Regions from separate parts of the Mus musculus genome. Here region 1 is linked to region 2. Evidence: chromatin loops called from intact Hi-C (ENCODE). Cell type or tissue: gastrocnemius. All regions are shown on one strand.

What was found. Peaks named below come from ENCODE experiments on the same cell type or tissue, not always from the same donor. Only the 100,000 strongest peaks of a DNase experiment are listed, where the experiment ranks them.
Region 1: a loop joins it to region 2, with 6 times the contacts of the local background. A loop is called at or near these places in 5 of 42 quality-filtered maps.

What each region holds. Positions count from the first base shown.
Region 1 is chr11:30,218,706-30,226,705 of GRCm38, reverse strand. Sptbn1 (spectrin beta, non-erythrocytic 1) reads left to right here and starts at 6,934. Exons shown (of 35, transcript NM_175836.2): 1 at 6,934-7,127. The coding sequence starts at 6,980. Gm51887 (a long non-coding RNA gene) reads right to left here and starts at 5,089. Exons shown (of 3, transcript XR_003949652.1): 1 at 5,032-5,089. In gastrocnemius, a CTCF peak has its summit at 3,894 (motif pointing right); no DNase peak of the experiment used is centred here.
Region 2 is chr11:29,711,493-29,719,492 of GRCm38, reverse strand. The region is part of intron 3 of Rtn4 (reticulon 4); the gene reads right to left. Among named protein-coding and RNA genes, the nearest start is that of Rtn4, 23 kb to the right of the region's middle. In gastrocnemius, CTCF peaks have their summits at 3,800 and 4,489 (motif pointing right); a DNase peak (open chromatin) is centred at 4,520; H3K4me3 peaks cover 1,271 bases; H3K27ac peaks cover 2,945 bases.

The DNA.
Region 1 (8,000 bases), 510 kb before region 2:
GACTTTTAAACAGTTATGTACAGAATTTGATTGTATCCCATACTGCATATATTGGTTTTTGTTGAACAATTCTTTTAGATTGTGATCATGTTTAAGCAATTGTAGAAACAGAAGTTTGTTTGTGCTTAAATGTTTTTTCTGGGATTGTCATGTTCTCTCTTTTGAGTGTCATAGGCCAGCTTCCATGTAATTTTTTTTGTTAATTTACAAGACTACAGATTTCTACCTCAACTTGGAAAACACTCAGCTAGCACACAGAGGGGGAGGCTGAGAAAGTGCTCCGCTCAGCAGTAGGTTGTATGAGTGGCCCTTGAACAAAGTGAATACAGTTTAAACCTGAACATTTGGGCAGCCAATTGTACCTAGAACTTAAGTCATTTTGTAAAGGGGAAATAATCTTATTTACAATAAAGTATATATTTGTAATAAATATTATAGGCAAATCAAGTAAAATTAGTATTTCTTTAGTTCTACCTAAGAATAGCCCACCCTACTTTGAGCCGGGTGAAAATAAATTTCTCATAAAAATTCATTCTTTGCTAAATGAATCTGCATAAAGGACAGGCTGTCCCCTTACACAATAGCAGTTCATACTGGGGTCCAGGATTCATATGCCTTGGGCAGAAATAGTATTTTTGTGTTTTATACTTAGAAGCTGGGTGGCGACAGTCTTCCACCTGTCATTTCATCTGAGATTGTTTGTGAGCACTTGCTATGGTGGGGGTAGTGGTTCTATGACAATGTCTAGAACAGGTAGGATCCCGGACCTCTGTGTGTGTCAGGGACATTTGATACACGGTTGTTGTTTGTGGCAGTTTCGCATGCTTTCATTTGATATTTATTCCAGAAAATTGAGGTGTGCATTTTACTTGATGAATTTGCTCCAGAAGAACAAGCTCCCAAACAGAGTCCACGCTGTTGAATAGTGTTACTCTGCTGTTCAGGAAAGCACAGCTCTGGCTCACCAAGCTTCAGAACAAATAAAGCACTTAAATGCCTAACTTGCTGAAGTGCAGGGCTGGCATTTTGGCATTGGCACTATATTCTGATGTTATTTAAAACTGTTTGAAAGTATATGTAAGGCAGAAAATACTATAATGGTCAGAAACACTACATTGTCTGTGAACCATGATGCTAGGCCTGTTCTGAGTTAATGATTTCAGTTTTAATTACTCATTGTAAGTGGAGCAGAAACAAAGATAGCCTTTTAACTGTTGTGTATATTATCATAGCTATGCACTTTAAAAAAGTTAGTCTGGTTCGAATTCAGTGACTTTCAAGGCTGATGAATGACAGATCAGAGAAGCTAACTCTTCCTTGTCTTATTGTTTTCTTTTCTTTTTTCTTTTTTTGTTTTGTTTTGTTTTTAGTTTTTTGTTTTTTTCGAGACAGGGTTTCTCTGTGTAGCTCTGGCTGTCCTGGAACTCACTCTGTAGACCAGGCTGGCCTCGAACTCAGAAATCCACCTGCATCTGCCTCCCAAGTGCTGGGATTAAAGGCGTGTGCCACCATGCCCAGCTTGTTTACTTTCAAAACAGCTGATTTAAAAAAAAAAAAAGATTAGGACTTAGCAAGATTATATTTAAAATGTATATACTTATCACATATATAGGCAGAGAAAATGAATAACAGAAATAGCAAATGAACTTAACTCATACTTAATATCAAGATTTTTATTGAAGAAACTCAAATACTAAATGTGCGTATCATTTCATTGTTCCTTCTTTTGTTCTCTGTGACATAGAGGAAGGACAGAGGGGAGGGATCCCATTCTCTCCTCCTGTATTTTTATAGAGCTTTGCTTGTGGCTATGCTTGTGGTTTTTAAGTGCTTTTAAATTTTTAATTTTAGTTCTGTGGGTGTGCCTATGTGTGTAGTGTTTGTGGAAATCAGAAGAGGAAGTTGAATTCCCTAGAACTGTGTTTCAGACAGTTGTGGACTGCTGATGTTAGTGCTAGGAACTGAACCTAAGGTTCAGGACCAGAAACTTCCTGTAATTGCTGGACCATTTTCCCAACCTCAATAAGTCCTTAAGCTATGATGACAAGACTGGCTGAATGTTTTAATATAGAAGTGACTAAGCCACTGGGTTTCTTGCTGGCATCTTTTTAAGGGTAATTTCACTCCTTATAGAACCTGGCTGAATTTGCTTACCTTAAAAAAAAAAAAAAAAACAAGATTTGTTTCAAGTAATATGCATATGCCAATTCCCAGTGGCCCTTTGTATCTGGTAGGAAAGTGATCTCTGAACATTGGGAATGAAGGTTTTTGCAGTTGCTTTCATTAGGATATTGTAGGCAGAGGATGGTCAACCCTTCAGTTGTCCTCCGTAGCAGACAGTGTAGGGAGGAGCAGCCCTCTGTTGGTTTCTACATCACAGACTGTTGTATGAAATTCTAATTTTTTGACAGGAAGCAGTATGTTCCTCACCTTCCTGTCTTCTCAGGCTTTCTTTCAAGAGCACATGGAAGTTTTCTCCTTAGCTATTTGTCATTCCTATCCCCCATTCTGTAGTCTTATAGACATGGCTTCCATTATTGCATTACCTGCCATATTTCAATATCATACATGTACTGTCTGTGTTTTTGTGCTTACACTAGATGCTTACATAGATTACATTAGCATACATCCACGATGAATGTTCAGTCCTTCAGGACAGATAAGACCTCCCATTTCAAATATATGTGCTGGGAGAAATGGCCAGACAAGATGCTGAGCTAGGCTGTAATTATACCTTAATAAGGGCCAGTCCACATCCTCATTTATTTAAGATCCTCGAGTTTTAGGTATACCTCTGATGTGGATAGCTAATGAGGGTTGTACCTCAGAAGAAAAGTGAAGGTCATTTATTAAAATTTGTGGTTTTGCATTGAACTGATCACGGGATCACCAATGGAGGAGTTAGAGAAAGGACTGAAGGAGCTGAAGGGGTTTGCAACTCCAAAGGAAGAACAACAATATCAACCAACCAGAGCTCCTAGGGTGTAAACCATCAACCAAGGAGTACACTTGGAGGGACCCATGGCTCCAGCCATATATGTAGCAGAGAATGGCCCTGTTGGGCATCAATGGGAGAAGAGGCCCTTGGTTCCCTGAAGGCTCCTTGCCCCAGAGTAGGGGAATGCTAGGGTGGAGAGGTGGGAGTGGGTAGGTGGGTAGGGGTACACCTTCATAGATGCAGGAGGAGGGGGGATGAGATAACATGTTTCTGGGGGAGGGAAATCTGGAAAGGGGATAACACTTGAAATGTAAATAAATAAAATATTCAATTTTTTAAAATTGGGAATTTGAATTCACCGACTGACATCTGATTCTCATCTCCATGGCGTCCTATTGTCTCTTCAGTGTAATCAATAGCAAAGTCCTATTCAGTAATTTCTCCTTTATTTTTTGTCTTGCTTTGTTTTCTGAGACAGGATTTCTCTATGTAGCCCTGGCTATCCCGAAGTTCACTTTGTAGACTAGGCTGGCCTCGAACTCAGAAATGGTTTTTTGAGACAGGGTTTCTCTGTGTAGCCCTGGCTGTCCTGGAACTCACTTTGTAGACCAGGCTGGCCTTGGACTCAGAAATCCGCCTGCCTCTGCCTCCCGAGTTGCTGGGATTAAAGGTGTGCGCCACCATGCCCGGCCTGAAATTCACTTCTTTCTTAATGGTTATGACATGTAGCAGCCCATGCTGAAACTCTAGAGCTTATTTGATTCATGGATCTAGGAATAACTCATTGGGAAACTGGAGGGCAGCTGGTACCTGGTGATGGGTCAGGTTTGTGAAGAGGTTCAGTCACTTGTGAGAGCAGGGAAGGGGTTCAGTAGGAGACTCCGGAGCCAGAACAAAGGAGTAGGCACCTAGGCAGGTGCTACGGGCTCTGGGGCCACAGTGTAGCTTATCCAGCTTGGTCAGTAGATGGCACCAAATAGCTAGAACTTCCTTGGTGAAGGGTTTGCCCTGTTTGGGTTTCTCCTTGAGTTGGATTAAATCAACTTTTCTATACTTTGAATGATTATACTCCAAGGAGTTAATAGTATTGTAAAGGTTTTCTTTACTAGAGATAAAATATTCCAAGACAGATTTTATAAAAGGCTGCGATGTTGCAGTAGTCGTGAAAATTGACCATCTCCAAGGTTACTAGTGTGACTATATGGCTGGTCCTTCCCACGTCTTGCGCCCATCCCTGTGTTAGAGTTGCTTAACTATAAGGTCATTCAGTCAATAGGTTTTAGCTGTTCATTTGTGGTTTTGTAAAAACCTGTAAATATGTTGTTAGCATAACTGTTAAATGAGTATACCAACACACTTGTATTGTTAGGCTTGATTGCATCTGTCTGGGGGGAATTTCACTTCCAGGAAGGAATGTGATGTTTATGCTGTAGTGAATGAATGCAAGAGCAGATGCTGTGGATCATTTGTCAGTGGATGTGGTGCTATTTCCTCAAGAGCACATAGGATATGTTGATGGCTTGTGAGAGAACTATAATGGTAAAAGAGGAGGCAGGGGACGTTTTGGGCCACTGATGGTGCCAGTCAAGACACAGGTGGTTCATTTCAGCATGGAGACCCTATTGTAGTCCTGTATTGCTGGGTGGTGATCTTATTCTATTAGCATACAGATGCTAGTAATGAGCTATGCAGACTGACCCCTGTGCACATTCTTGGTGCACATTGAGTGACAGTTGGGCCAAGTGAGCATCCATGTACAAAGCTCTTACTATTAGTTTTTTAATCTTAATGTGAGAAGAGAGAAGGAGAGGAAATAACCAGCACCATTTGCCTTGTGATCTTTCTACCAATGAGACAGAAGCTATCTCCATCATATTCCCTTCTTAGATTTGCAGTTAACTTACTTGGATAGCTTTGTGTAACTGATTGAGCCTGAGTCCCTGTAGTGAAATTGAACACATACAGGAACTTAACCATAGCAATAGAATTAACCACAGAACCTTAGAAATGCCATAGGACTAGCCATATTGTACCAAGATGCATTCAAGAGCCCAAAAAGACCAACCAGGAGCAGACTGCCTGGGCTTACTCACCACTGACCCACAGGACGGTTTGCTGAAGCTGCCCTGAACTTTCATCTGGGCAAGGTTTTATAGGAAATGGCTAGCAAGGGGTGGAGGTTTCTATTCTGGCAAGCATCTGATTGGGGGGCTGTTGCTGTCCGTTAACATAATTGGCTAGTGCTAGGTGTCAAACCATAAACAACATTCTTTTCTCCTGATTTATGGTTGTTAGAAGTGACGTATCAAGGGCAGGCTTGTAACCTGGAGTGCGGATTTGTTGGAGAATAACCAACTGGTGCTACACATAAGTTTTGTTGGGGAGTAACTTGGAAACTGGTGCTAGACACCAGCCTGTTAGTTAACCAGAGTTCAGCCTTAGGTCTGGTTCTCCAAGATTGAGTCTGAATCCAAGCCTTTCATCCAGGCCTTTCTCCAAGTCCTGTCAGCATGCCTGACACATACCCACGCACACTACTACCACATTCACGTCTACTACTGCCAGTGCCAAACCACTTCCATCGTTGGAGTAGCCTCCTAGAATCTGTTTCCACATGGCACCAAGAACTATCCTTTAGAATCACATCCACCAGTGGCCGATGCTGACTCAAAGGTCATCATCAGCCAAGTCTGATGAGCTATGCAGGGGAGCCCTGTCTAGCTCCCCTAGCCTTGTCTCTCCTTACCTTTCCCTCTGCACACCTGACTCCAACTATACTGAGCATACCTTGGTGTACCTTTGTCTGGTGTGCCATTCTTCTTGATCTGGCCATGATCTGTACCTTTTAGACACCGAGACCTACACTAAGCAGAGTATTTATTTCTGACCAGTCTAAAATAGCCAGTTTCAAATTCATCTGTTTGTATTTTATTTTCCTTAAACTCTCTGGCTTTTGTGTGTGTGTGTTTTTGGTCTCCCTTCTATGAGGATGTAACACTTGTGTCATTTATTGTTCTCCCCAGGAATCTAGAGCACTGCTGATCATGTAGTAATTCCTCAATATGGTTGGGTTCTGCATGTGAGTAATAGCTGTATTGAATGGAGAAACTGTATTTAAAACTAAACATATTTCTCTTGATCCTCCAAGAATACATTGATAAAGTGAAGACTTTAGTGAGCCAGAGCTTATTTCATAGTTATTCCTTAAAAAAAAAAAAACCCACCATTATCCTCAAGGGCTTTAAAGGAGTGGGCATTACTATTGGTATTGGTCCTAGAATTTATAGTAACAATGGTATAAATAATTATAATACCTATTGAGTATTTACTATGCATGGATACTATCTTTGTTGCCATATGCTTCCATCTTAACCTTAGGCATCAATTCTAATATGTAAATGAGACATAGAGACAGAATGATTTGTTAGTTTTTCTTATATAGTAGCTTATGAAGGAAAAACTAAACGGTAATAGACAATAAAACTAAGGGAATTCACTTAAAAAGATCCATGTAGATGCTGATACAGCCCTGATAAAACATTAAACCTTCACCTTAAACTTTTTTGGTTCATTTTGCTCTGTTTTGGTTTTTTTCAAGACATGGTTTCTCTGTGTAGCCATAGCTGTCTTGTACTCCAGGCTGGCCTCAGACACATAGAGATCAGCCTGCCTCTGCCTCCTGAGTACTGGGATTAAAGGTGTGCACCATCACTGCCCAGACACTTTAAACTCCTTTAGGAAAGAACATTAATTTGGCACCCAGTGTTTCCTTCAGTCTTCTCCCTCCTCCGGGTTTGGGGAAAGCATTAAAGTAGCATGACCGAGGTCACACATGTGCTATGAAGCAGAGCCAAAGTTCAGAACTGGCCTTGGCTCTAGAAGGCACATCTGGACAAGCAGTGACTGTCCTAGTTTTTCCTTATTATCACCCCAGCAGGTGTATAGAGGATGTACACTTTGTATACACACCTGTGCTTTTCCTTTTTTACTCACAGAACTCTGAAAAGTAACTGATGTGGACAAGCAGCTGAGACAGTCAAGATGACGACCACGGTAGCCACAGACTATGACAACATTGAGATCCAGCAGCAGTACAGTGATGTGAACAACCGCTGGGATGTGGATGACTGGGACAATGAGAACAGCTCTGCAAGGCTCTTTGAGCGCTCCCGCATCAAGGCCCTGGCAGGTAAGTGTCCTGATGTTGTATGTCCCACCTGTCACCAGATGTTCTGTAGTCCCTTGAACATCAACCATTTCTCTTTTAAGCTGTCTTGCTTGAAGTTGACCTCTCCCTGCTTTAACATATCCTATGAGAGCTTGCTTACCCTTTTATAAGACATTTACTTTTGGAGAGCTGCCGAACTTAATGACCAACATAGTTTAGAACACAGTAAATAATGTTTACAGCAATTTAGAAAGAGCTGCTAAGAGTTTGTAAGGATTTTTTAATTCTAACACATCTTTAATTTCAAGTGTTTTAACATACTATATTTATATAAAATATCCAACTTGGCTGTATACGTAATGCCAGTGGCAGATTAGCTGATCTTTTCGGTGAGAGGTTGGTAAGTACCTTGTTACAAGGGCTTTAGATCTGAAAAGTAGCAGTGTCCTGTGGGAAGGCCATATTTAATGCTGTTAATGAGTAGGTTTGCCACTGATCATTCCCATTCAGTTTCATTTTCTAGAGAAAAACCATGCCAGGTAGATGTTAAGTAGTTATTCCAATTATATTCTAGTTTACGATACAAAGTCTATTATAATAGGTGCCTTGATTATTAAATTGTAAGTTTGTCAGTACTTTTGACATGATTCACATGAACTAGAAACCCACAAGAAAGTATTCAGGAAACAAGGGAGCTAAACATTTATTCTGTGTCTGCTGATTGGATTCTTTGAAAAGAATCCTGAATTCATGATTATTTTTAGTCAAGTCATTTCTGTTTGCCAAGAATAGAGATGCATGTACTCTGAATTAAAGAGATGTGTTTGCTAGTAGAAAACACAGTTGTTCAACATGGACAGAGCCCTCATTTCATCCTTGCCATACAAAAACAAG
Region 2 (8,000 bases):
AAAATCTGAGTTTTCAAGGGGGAGGACGGGGATCAAGATCATTAATTGGTTATTACAAGGACAAAGGTTAGTAAATTTGGGGATACATTTAAAACTCTGTATACATCTGAATAGTTTCAAGTTACATAAAAATTAAAATGCATTCAAGTAAGAACTTCAAATGTTCACTTTAGATTTTCAAAGATACAATGCAATTCTGCTACCTACAAACCTAGGGATAGATCTCAGGCACACCAGCTGAGCTTTATTTAAAGTCATCATGAAATGTCATCACAGACTACAGAAGAATGTAATGTTTATTATACATTCCTCACACCAAAGTGACCAACAAATGAGATGTTAATCCCATACCAATTTCAACGCGCAAGATTAGAAAAGAAACAACAGACACGTCTAAAATTACTAAACCAAACACCAGTGAAAAAGAATATGATATCTTTCCTGCACACAATCAACTGTAAAAAACACCAGAAGCAGCTGTTTTATGTTAATCTTAAGCATTACATGATCACAGGCTCCGCTTTCAATCCCGAGTATATCTAAACTACAAAGCTTACCCACAGAAATCTTACTGGTTACATAAAAAGGAGTAAAAGATTAAAAGACATACCCTTGTCCTTCCAACGTTTCTTCTGATCGTCCATTTCTTGCCACGATCTGCCCTCCAGCAGCAATTACAAATTATGCATACTAACAGAAAAGCTGTAAATTGCAAAATTCTCCCTGAGACATGAGATACCCGTTTGCTCAACCTAAGCCTGCAGTCCCGGCTGAACAACTGGAGTCACCTGATGTCTTTGGGGTGTGGAGCAAGCTGACGCAGTACAATCTGTAACTAGGCTGCTAATACCCAGACATTAATGCTTTCCCTTCTATCTGCTCATTGTCTTAGCCATTTGCTTGCTGATCATGCCAAATGGAGCTACCTTTGCAGGGAAGGAGGCAGCTACCAAAAGAAAAGACTCTCTAACAGAGCCAACCGCTAAATATACCTGAAACACACAGAACTAAGTCTGCACCCACAGACTTGACTTTTCTTTATTAGGGACAGTTCAATTGTGCTGCTGTTTCAGTTTTACTTGAAACTCTAAAATCAACAGTTAACCCACAAGACAGAAATGGACTAATCCAAATGGGTTAATAACTTCAATTTCAAGGTTGTGAACTGCCTTTTTTTCTGGGTTTACTGAGGCTTAGAGAACTCATATTTTGCATCCTGGAAGGTATGATCAGGTTTTTTTTTCCTTTACATTTCTAAAAATCTAGATTCCTCCAAATCTAGATTAATTGTTACCTGTTCCAATTCAATCTTTTAATAAATACTCAACTACCTACCATTGCAATAAATCTTTGGCTGGGAGAGAAACGGTCATGTACTAATAACTATATCATTTACCCCATGAAAATGGCACAATTTAATAGCCATAAAAATAAATGGTTCCAGAATTTCCCATTTTTTCAGAATTTATTAAACTTTCAGTCATTCCAGTGTGTCTTTCTAATGTTCTACAACTGATTTTTACCTGATGCTAAATTTGCCTAAGCAGAAAAGGAAATGAACAGTGCCAATTTAATCAGCTAAAATATATTTAAATACGTATGGCATTTGAAGATGTAATATATATAAAATCAATGCATAAAAGTACATGCATCTCATGGCTGTAACCACACTGAAATGGGGATATCTTCCTGAAATATGCTCACTTATGTGGGCCTGCAAAACCTTGCAAAATCCTTAAGTGTTCAGAATGCCAATTACTCATTTTTAAGTCCCTCTTGCACAATTATAAATAAAAGCAATTTTAAAAGAATTCTGAAGTATTTCTAACTTTACTTGCTGAGACCTTATATGATATAATTATTCTGAGAACACTGTCACCACCATATTACATCAAAGATGAAATTGTGTGACCTCTTCACATAACGGTTTAGCATCCAAAACTGTTCAAAGAATACAGAATACTTCCAGGACAGTATTTTTTAAATGAACTCTTTCAAACTGACAGACAAGGACGGGGAGTATAGTTAACTCGTAAAGTGTATACCTAACAGGCTCAAGGCATGGGTTCTAATCTGAGCTCCACTAGAACAAAAACACCAGAAGACAGTAAATAGTACCTTCAAGTTACATATTCTCTAAGGTAAACATATTCAGCATATATGTAACTCACATATTTATAATACTTCACTTGTCTGCTAATTTTAAGGTGCCAAGAATGTGTGTGTAATAATCCACTCATATGAATATTAAATGTACTTTTCATACTGTAAGCTTTTATTTAAGAAAGCAAATTAAAAGCCTTAAGTTAAGTTTTTGCAGAATGATAATCAATTCTTTAGTTTTAGTTATTACAATTTATGGTAAGTATAGAGAAAACTAGCTAACTCATAGGTACCAGCTGACATTTTTACCCACTTCTTTCTCAGTGTTTTAAAACTGCAGTTTTTAAGTTAGCCAAGCAAAAATATTTTACTCTGAAAAATCAACGAGCAAAATTTATGAGTACACAATTTATGGGTCATACTTTCTCATTAAACTTCATCTAAATGAATTTAAATACCAACCTTTAAAGAATAAAATTCTCTCAAGAATAGTCCTCAAATAATACACATGCAAACCAACTGGCAACGTGATGCTTTGAATATCTGGTGTAGTATTCTATTTTCTCCTTACAGAATGCCAAAGGAAGAGTCACAGATCAAACTTGTAAATATAATGCTAAAAAAATAAAACCAAAGACCTGCAAGGTCTCCAACTCACTTCTAAAGAGTACGATGATCTAAAATTACCTACTTTCAATGTCTCTCTTACCTTAGTCAAAACACTTTTTTTTTTTTACAATGCATGGTTAACTAAGAAAAAATATAATTAAATAAGTTGCTAATAAAAAAAATCTCTGATAAAGTAGCATGTGTGAGTTTTGGGGTTGTTTTGTTTTGTTTTTTCAAGACAGGGTTTCTGTGTAGCCCTGGTTGTCCTGGAACTCAACTCTGTAAACCAGGCTGACCTCGAATTCAGAAATCCACCTACCTCTGCCTCCCAAGTGCTGGAATCAGGCATGCGCCACCACTGCCTGGGGAGCATTTTTTTTTTTTTTAAAGTTTGTATCTATTTGGAAGGATTTTAAGCACAAGAGAACTGTCTCAAAGCAGATGTGAAAGCCCAGAATGGTACAGACCTTTAAACCAGCATTGGGAAAGCAGTCAGGTAGCATTCTCTGAGTTCAAGGCCAGCTAACATTATATAGTTATGTTTGTTTCAAAAAAGAAACAAAACAACCTAGTTAGTAAGCCCACCTGGTGTTCACCTCATCCTGCTCTCTCAAACTCCTTCCACTTCTTTTACTTTTAATGCCAGCAAAATTTTTGGTTTGTTTTGCTTTTCCCTTCCCCTTCTTCCCCTTCCTCTCCTTCTTCCCCTTTCTCTTCTTCCCCTTCTTCCCCTTTCCTTTTCCTTCCTTCCTTCCTTCCTTCCTTCCTTCCTTCCTTCCTTCCTTTTAAATTTCCCTGTGCCTTTAAAGATTGAAAAGAAAAAAAGGAAAAGGAAAAGGAAGGAAAAGAGAAAAGAGAAGAGAGCAGCCATTTACTTTGCTTGTATATTGTTTTGGGAAGCTACGATTTAGACGTCTATTAATAATGGAGAGCCCGAATCTTTTATTAATATGAAACAGTGACAGTTACACAGCAGTCTTGAAACTAATTTTAGAATTCTAAGCACACAGAGGTACAAAACTAGATGTTTTACTGCTGAGAGACATTAACAACCATAAACCCTACCATATGCTGTAATCTAATGCCCTCTATGGACTAAAAGTCAGTACTTCAACAATGGTGAACTCAATATTCAAAAATGGAATAGGATTTGAAATCTAAAAAATAACATTCAAAATGACAAAAAATTGAGCATTTTCAAACTCTTTTAACAACATCACATAGCAATTTCAATATATGAATATTAAAATCCAGAGAAACTGAAAATGTTTCTCTTGCACCAGGAGGTTAAATCAGAATATGATGGGAATAAAAATAACTCTGCAAGAATCCAGACAATTATAAATAAATCAGAACTAAAAGTAAAAATAAAAGAGTACTAAAAAATGAAACAGGCTTTCCTTTGTGAAGTCAAACTGACATGCCTCATCAAATATGAGACCTTGAATGCAATGACCTCGAATGCACAAGCATGTGAGAGAGAGAGAGAGAGAGAGAGAGAGTGAGTGAGTTAAAGACCCAAAGTATTTCTAAACTTACAATTTAAAAATTAAGTCATTAGGCCTTTTACCTTAACAGAAACACATCTTCAGGGTCATTTCAGAATGCTTATAGCATAGCTCAAGTATTTAATTCTGTACAAAATGTCAAAATTCAAAATAGTTTATAAATTTGTTTTATAACAAGTGTGAAATTTTGTGACCAGCCACATTTATTCAGTATGGTTACTTATCAAATATTCCATAGAAATGGTTTTACCATTACCCACACTAGATGGCACCAACACCCAAATCTGCATTTGATTGCCTAACCAACCACTGGGAAACTAGCAAAAGCTATTCTCAATCATCCAACAGTTGAATGGTTGCCTGGCACCAGGAGGCTAGATCAGAATATGATGGGAATAAAAATAACTGCGACAATTATAAATAAATTGGAACTAAGTAAGAATAAAATTAAGAGTAGTAAAAAGAAAGCGGCTTCCTTTGTAAAAGTCAAACTGTCCACTGATGTGTGCATAAAAATCTTAGAGAGAGAAGACTTTGCACCCTGCACATAAAAACAAGATCATAGAGCATCAAAATCGAAAAATGAACAAAGGTTAAACAAGCAATTCATAAAAACTAAAGCACAAATGACCAATAAATGCTTGAAATCCTGGCTTTGGTAGTAACACACAGGAAGGTAATAAAAGGCATTTAAATAAGAAAGGAAGTAGTTAAGAAAAAAAATCCTATTTTCAAGTGTTACAATTCTATACATCAGAGACCCTCGAGACTCCACAAGAAGGCTGATAATCTGATAAACACCTTCTACAAAATGGTTAGGATTCAAAGTTAGCATTAAAGATACAGTAGACTGTCTACATACCATCAAAGGGCACACTGAACAAGAAACAATGTGGTGAAGAGCATTTAATCTTGCACTCAGGGTATAGAGGCGGGAAGAATTAAACTCATGGCCAATCTGATTTACATAGGGAGGGTTCCAGGTTCCCCACCCCGCTGCACAGAGAGAACCTGTTTCAAATTCTAAAACCCTTAGAATAAACCTAACAAAGAAAGTTAAAAACCGCTGGGCGTGGTGGCGCTCTCCTATAATCCCAGCAATTGGGAGGCAGAGGCAGGCGGATCTCTGAGTTCCAGGCCAGCCTGGTCTACAAAGTGAGTTCCAGGACAGCCAGGGCTATACAGGCTATACAGCCCTGTCTCGAAAAACCAAAAAGAAAGTTAAAAACCTCTACCAACTTGATAGCTCACAACCATCTTTAACTCCAGCTCCAGGAGAGTCAATACACCCTGACCTCCCTGGCACCAGGAACTCATGTGATGCATATATAGAAGCAATACAAGCAAACACTCATACACATAAAATAAATCTGAAGAAACCCAAGTAGTTGGGCACACCTGTGGAGGATTTTCTTGATTTGATCATTTGAGATGGGAAGACCCACCTTAAACCTGGATTATCTGAAGGTGGAAAAAGATTCACCCTAAATCTGGGCCAGCCTGCATAAAAAGCTTTTGCTTTTTGCTTCCTTAACCTCAGTCTCTCTGGCAAGTTCATCTATCCCGTTACTAAGGCACTAATACCCCTGGTGGTATTAGAATGTACTTCTGTGAGGTTCCAACATAGACTCAAGACCTCTGAAGGAATTACCTGAACGCTGCAAAAGATTGAGATGGCTAAGACTTTCAGTTTTATAACCAGATCCTTGGCCTTTCTTTCAAGAGATAACCATTGTTGGACTACCTGGACCACAGCCTGTAAGCTACTTGAACAAAACCATGTGTTGTGTGTGTGTGTGCATGCCAAAGTTACATGAGAACAAAGATTTTTGTCTCCCCCACTCTCAAAGAAAAGAAATACAGGATAGTACTTCAAACAACCAAGCCAAAGCAATTATAAGTACCTGCTTTTAATAGATGTTTATTGTAATTAAGAAAAATATCAAGCAGAAAAATCTAATCTAACTTCATTCCTTTTACAGTAAAGGAAGTCAACATCTATCTAGATGTGAGAAAGACTAGAATTCATGTCATCCAAATTATACAAACACTTCCTGTGAATTTTATGGAATATACACACTTGTTATGTTGTTTTGTTGTTGTTTTTTTTTTTTTTTTTTTTTCTCCAAGACAGGGTTTCTCTGTGTAGCCTTGGCTGTCCTGGAACTTACAATAGCCCAGTCTAGCCTCAAACTCAGAGAATCTGCCTGCCTCTGACTTCCAAGTGCTAGGATTAAAGGCTTACACACATTTGTTAAATGCAAATTATGTTCTATTCCTCTAGTGAGAATGGACATAGCAGCTAATGCTAAGTTTAAAAATTACTGACAAGCTGGGCAGTGGTGGTGCAACCCAGCACTCATGAGTCTGAGGAAGGTGGATTTCTGAAAATTTGAGGATAGCTTGATCTACAGAGCAAGTTCCAGGACAGCCAGAGCTACACAGAGAAACTGTCTTAAAAAAAACAAAAAACAAAAACAAACAAAAAAAAAAAACGACATGGGAATGCTAACTTGATCACTGGAAAGTTATCAAATTATCACACAGTACCCTAAATATATAAATATGGCTCAGAAGTTAAACACCTTCCACACAAACAAGCATCAGTCTGCCATCTTAGAACCACAAAAAGCCAGATGGGCACAGTGACCCACCTGTAATCCCAGCATATGGGAAGCAGAGATAGGGTCCCTAGAACAGACTGGCTAGCCATATGTGAGACCTGCTTCAATGTAAGGTAGAAAGTGGTTGCAGATGATTCCCAACATCAACCTCAGGGGCACACACATATGCTGTCTCTATCTCTACATACATACAAGGGAGGAAAAGGTTGAGCTAAATGATTTTCTTGAAGATATTGTTTCCTTAAAAATCAGCACCAACCCATTCCTCAGCATTTTTATTTAGCCTTCTAAGGCACTGCTGCTCTTTAATCCTTTTCATTCCAAACTAGGGGCTATAGATCCTAGGTTTACCAAAATCAAACTAAGAACATATGACTAGAGTTGAGTTTTGGGAGGTAGCATGAAGTTAGAAGGCGATTTCACAGGTATTTCAATACTGCCCATATGCCTGCTTCTCCCTAGCCTTACCGCACCGTGTTATCATGCATGTTTACAGTTTCCCCTAGGGCACGTTAACATGCTGCTTGAAACCTATTGATCCTGAGCCATCTCTTCTAATCCTTCATTTTTTATAAAGCATTCCTTCTTTCACTTCCCATTCATTAAAACCTCACTCTCGCCGGGCGTGGTGGCGCACGCCTTTAATCCCAGCACTCGGGAGGCAGAGGCAGGTGGATTTCTGGTGGATTTCTGAGTTCGAGGCCAGCCTGGTCTACAAAGTGAGTTCCAGGACAGCCAGAGCTATAAAGAGAAACCCTGTCTCGAAAAACCAAAAAAAAAAAAAAAAAAAAAAACAAACAAACAACTCTTCTTTGACACTGCTTTCCCTGTGGTGCTTCTAAAATCAAGGCTGCTTACTTTCCCATACTTTGCACAACTGGAGACAAGGCAAGTCAAGTACTCTGCTGCTATCTAATGCTGCTTCCCGATCTAGACCATCATTCTAGAAGCCTGGCTAGGTCACACTCTATCTTTTCTTACTGCTTTTGTCTATTCTCCCCATCAGTTACCCAAAAGCCTTTTACCAAAGACTCTTGTCCTTGTTTGTTCTTACACCTTGGGAGGAGGGAGTGTGCATGCGTGCTCATTTAAGTACATCATATAGATGCCACAGGTTGTTTACTGAGACAGGATCTTTTTGCCCAACCCTGAACTT